Regions from separate parts of the Homo sapiens genome. Here region 2 is linked to region 1. A link is a loop called in an ENCODE intact Hi-C map of the cell type or tissue named here. Cell type or tissue: OCI-LY7. All regions are shown on one strand. Region 1 overlaps SLC2A14 (solute carrier family 2 member 14). Region 2 has its middle 3.8 kb from the start of NECAP1.

Region 1 (2,500 bases):
GCCTGCAATCCACTGGCCAGGCTCTCCTCCTCATCCAGAGGAAGGGGCACATTTTTTCTTTACACAAGAGTACCGTTCCTAGAAAACCTGCTTTTTCCCAAAAGGGCACCTTTGCCTAATTTGCACAAAAGCAATGGAAAAGCTAGCAGTGGTACTGAAAGCATGTATACCAGATAATAGACAGCAGAAATTAATCCCTGGAAGCTACTTAAACATAAAAAAATTTTCTTAGATGTCAACTTAAAAATGTGTAGGGGAAATACATAGTTTTTGAAAATTATTATGGGGAATAAACAAGCCTCCCCCCCACCAAAAAAAAGACTATTGCTCCAAACTCTCTTCCAATGTTGCTCTGGTGCCTTTTCCTCACCTTGCACTACAGATCTTCACATCTCCCCTCTCTCTTTGGTTCTTCCTTTTGGCTGCTTCTTTCTTTAAACAACTGATAATTAATTTATGAAAACAGTTGATGCCGGGCGAGGTGGCTCACGCCTGTAATCCCAGCACTTTGAGAGACCGAGGTGGGTGGATCACTTGTGGTCTGGAGTTTGAGACCAGCCCGACCAACATGGAGAAACCCCGTCTCTACTAAAAATAAAAAATTAGCTGGGCATGGTGGTGCATGCCTCTAATCCTAGCTACTCGGGAGGCTGAGGCAGGAGAATCGCTTGAACCCAGGAGGCAGAGGTTGCAGTGAGCTGAGATTGCGCCATTGCACTTCAGCCTGGGCCACAAGAGTGAAACTCTGTCTCAGGAAAAAAAAAAAAAGTTGACAAGTAAGTGCAGTGGGGAGCAGCCTCAATTCCTGACTCAATACTGATGGAAACAATCTGTTTAACAACCTCAGAAGGACTGTGTGAGGCAGTGAGTCATCTGTGGATTCTCATCTGGAAATGATCCCAAATCCCAGAACCCTCACCATAAGGCGTTTTTCTTGCAGTGATTTATGGAGTCTTGGCATTCCAACTGGTCCTTCATGCTGGGATTCTTTTCCTTTGTGCCTCTGATCCAATCAGCGCACACCTTCTCCAAGGATTTCCCGCTGTGGCTGGTTGGGGTAATCCTCATTCAGTGAATTATCACCTCTGGTTCCAAGAGTGTATTTCCGGAGTTTTGTAAAGCCTAGGGCAGCGTGGCTATCCTGACCAACTAGTTCCTAAAGGAATGGCCAGGAGGACATGGCTGTCCCTCCAAGAGCCCCCTACTACTTTTTAGACCTCATTATACTCTCGCCCTGAGGCAATTTCCTTTCCTTTTATCTTCTGCCTGATATTTTCCCTAAATGTTCCCAAATTTATCCTCTTCTCTGAGGGCTTTGCTTCTTCAGGCCTAACTAAATACACAATCCACAAGCCACTGATCTCACCTCAGCTGTACCTGTGCTAATTCTCACTTCCAGTTTTTCTCCAGGGCCAGTACTGGGAGGGATGGCGCAAAGATATACACTGCCACCTGGTGGCCAACTGCTAACCAGCTCTGGTAATACCAAGGATGTTACTAGCACCACAGCAACGGGCTCTGGAGGCGGATTTGCAAAAGCACCAGGCGTGGGTGGAGCAGTGTCAGCTCTTTGGTTGGTAATAGCATCTCTCTGCCTGGAATTATCTTTCCAAGTCTATTTCTCTCAAAATTCTTTTCATCTTTCAAGGTCCATATAAATGCCACGTTTCCCATGATCCCCTTCTTGATCTTTCAAGTTAGAGGATCTCACTTCTCTGAAAGTACTACAGGGTAGGTTCAGCATTTCGTTTGTAACTCTTATGATGCTGCTCTTTGCCTACTTCAAACTGTTGCTAATCCCTTAAAAACTCAGCTTCTTTTCAGTGCATGCCATCAGGATATTGTAATAATCTACTGAACTCCTGGGTCACTTCCCCCACATTCTCTGAAAATTTAGAAGCCTGATTCATTCTCTTGGTTTTCACCATTCCTACTGTCATCAGTCCTGGCTATTCCATGATGTATGGAGACAACTGGCCCTCAGTTTCTTGTCCACTCATTTCCAATCATCTTGTTTTCCAGTCCACCTCAGTCATTTATTCCCATGGTTAATACCCTAGCCCTGGTCATGTATAATAAATGGGCTCCTTGCAAAACCTGTATATTTTGCACCTCACATTGACTATCACTTCCTTTCCAAAATTTATTTCCTTTTTTTTTTTATTTTTTGAGACAGCGGAGTCTTGCTCTGTCACCCAGGTTGGAGTGCAGTGGCACCATCTTGGCTCATCGCAACCACTGCCTCCTGGGTTCAAGTGATTCTCCTGCCTCAGCCTCCTGAGTAGCTGGGATTACAGGCATGCGCCACTACGCCTAGCTAACTTTTTGTATTTTTAGTACAGACAGGGTTTCACCGTGTTCGTCAGGCTGATCTCCAACTCCTGACCTCAGGTGATCCGCCCTCCTCAGCCTTTCAAAGTGCTGGGATTACAGGCACCAGCCATCACGCCCAGCCTGTTCAACTGATTTTTGACAAGGGTGCCAAGATTATTCAATGGGG
Region 2 (2,500 bases), 220 kb before region 1:
TCATACTCCTATCTGCATCTTCATCTATTCTTTCTCCTATCCACTTGTGTGTGCCCTGGATTCTCCTCAGGGACCAATCTCCTCAGGGACCTGGTTAATCAGTTATCTCCTTTCTTTCCTGTATCTTAAAACTCATTTTCCATTCACCCCTTTCCCTCACCATGTAAGTATATTCAAGTCCTTTCACCTAAAAAAAAAAAAAAAAAAAAACCCTTACTTAACCATGTTTTTTCTTTATATAAATTTAAATTTCCCTTCTCTTGCTTCATCTCAACAGAAACAGAAAAAAATACAGTCTTCCTCACTCTCACCCACGATGTCTTCTCTAGCTTAACTGATCACATTGCCATAATTTTCCATACATGCCATTTTTATTCATGCTGAACATATTTGTCCAGACTGAAATGCACTTCCCGTTCATTCCTTGGTAAGATGCCTTTAGATCTAATCTAAATATCAATTTATCTCAGAAGTTTTCCTCAACTTCTCTAAATAGAACTGGTAACTGCCTCCTCTATGCTCCCACAACATTTGTACAGCTGTTTTAGTTCTTAGCACATTGCATTCAACTGCTTGTTGGCATCTCTGTTTTCCAAGGGAAAGAAACAGGTTTGTGTTTTCCCAGTATCTAGCACAGTTTTCAGACTATAGTAAGAACTCTGTATGTTTATTTGCTAAATGAATGATCATTTCAGCCTGCCTTAACAGGGATGATTTGTTCTTTCCCAATCAAAATAATTAAAAATGTCTTGGGCCGGCACAGTGGCTCACGCCTGTAACCTCAGCACCTTGGGAGGCTGAGGCAGGCAGATCACTTGAGGTCAGGAGTTCAAGACCAGCCTGGCTAACATGTTGAAACCCTGTCTCTACTGAAAATACAAAAACTAGCTGGTCATAGTGGTGCATGCCTGTAATGCCAGCTACTTGGGAGGCTAAGGCAGGAGAATTGCTTGAACCCAGGAGACGGAGGTTGCAGTGAGTCAAGATCATGCCACTGCACTCCAGCCTGGGCTACTGAATGAGACTCCGTATCAAAAAAAAATAAACTAAAATAAAAAAATTAAAAATGTCTTGTCTCGAACTTATCTTTGCCCACCACCGGGGGGTAGTAGCTACACAGCTCACAGGTTCTGGGCTGAGTAGACTGTGCTAAGTCAAGCTAGTGTTCTTGTATGTGGCTTTGTAAGTATATGATTTAACCAAGTTTAACAAAAGCTTGTTTTTTTAAATGCATTGTTGAAATTCATGGAGGCCTTACCCATCTCAAATCTTGGTCACTTTTAGATGTCATTTAAACATGAAAATAACTTATGGTTTTCTTAACTTAGCCCTACCAGTAACATATTTCCCAGCTCTTCTTTACGCACACACAAAAAGGTATTTATCACAGATTAAATTCTGACTTATCATTGCTCAGGGTACTGCTATCAATGGTATTTGTTAAAGTATAATTTTCCTAAATCCTGAAGTTGCTACACATGCAGTGGTAATAAAAATTGTAATGAGATTCGAATCATAGTTTACAGGATTTTTTTTAGCTAGAGTGGACCTTAGTAACCTTTCAGTTCAGATCTCATCCAAAGACATAGTTGGTGATGCAGTCAGGATCAGAACTTCATATCTCATGATTTACAAACTAACACTCTTTCCACTGTGAGATAGGTAAGGCCTCCATCAATTTCAACAATTCAAAAAACGAACATTTTTTAAAGTTGAAAACGCTGTGTTGGTCTTACCATGATCTCATATTTTAATCAAATAGCAGTTAAAGTCAGCCATTGACCTAAATCTAGCCATACCTACTCCTTGCTCTGCAGTGTTGTGCTGTAGCTGCTGTGTCAGGTTAAACTGGCTTTGCTTGTAAATTTGACAATCTTCAAATCTGAGGGGTAATGAATTCTAACTTTGATTTATTTACTGCTGTATCCCCAACACCTAGAACAGTGCCTGGCACATGGTAGGTGTTCAATCAATATTTGTAGTTTAAATGACAATAATCTAGAAACCTAGAGAGAGAAAAAAATAAAAAAGATTGAGAGTCCTATAACTACAGAACTTAGGATCAAAGCTACTTTAGTATTAATACTATTCATGAAGAAAAGACATCAGGTTCTACAGCCTGAAAAGCAAAGGATACGTCTCACTTGGGACACTTTAAGTTAGAATTCTGTTTCCTGATGATTTAAGGGAAATATCCTTTCCTCCTACATGTCCAAGCTATATAATAGCTTCAGAACATGAATAAAACTTGGCCCCAGGGAGATTTACAGCAATGACTCACCCTTTGTGACTCTCCGCTGCTTAATGAGGATGTGAGGCATCTGGCAGGTGCTGGGTGTAATTAGGAGAAGGACCAGGCCCGAAAACTAAAGATATCTGCTTTTTCCCCCAACTCCATCATCCCCCTACTACACCATCAAACGAAAACCCAGCAGAAAGAATTTCTACTACCTGCTATGGTTACTAGAGTGCAGATGACTTACTAAGGAAATAGCTGATT

The links. Hi-C counts contacts between places; a loop is a spot of excess contacts. Peaks named below come from ENCODE experiments on the same cell type or tissue, not always from the same donor. Only the 100,000 strongest peaks of a DNase experiment are listed, where the experiment ranks them.
Region 2: it touches region 1 in a loop (8-fold over the local background); 18 of 110 quality-filtered maps call a loop at or near these places.

Annotation. Positions count from the first base shown.
Region 1 is chr12:7,859,062-7,861,561 of GRCh38, reverse strand. All of the region lies in intron 2 of SLC2A14 (solute carrier family 2 member 14), which reads left to right. It also overlaps the pseudogene RPS20P29. Among named protein-coding and RNA genes, the nearest start is that of SLC2A14, 13 kb to the left of the region's middle. RefSeq lists enhancers at 179-973, 974-1,769. In OCI-LY7, CTCF peaks have their summits at 1,273 and 1,474 (motif pointing left); a DNase peak (open chromatin) is centred at 1,451.
Region 2 is chr12:8,077,174-8,079,673 of GRCh38, reverse strand. No RefSeq gene overlaps it. Among named protein-coding and RNA genes, the nearest start is that of NECAP1, 3.8 kb to the left of the region's middle. RefSeq lists an enhancer at 2,044-2,500. In OCI-LY7, CTCF peaks have their summits at 912 and 1,112 (motif pointing right); a DNase peak (open chromatin) is centred at 1,113.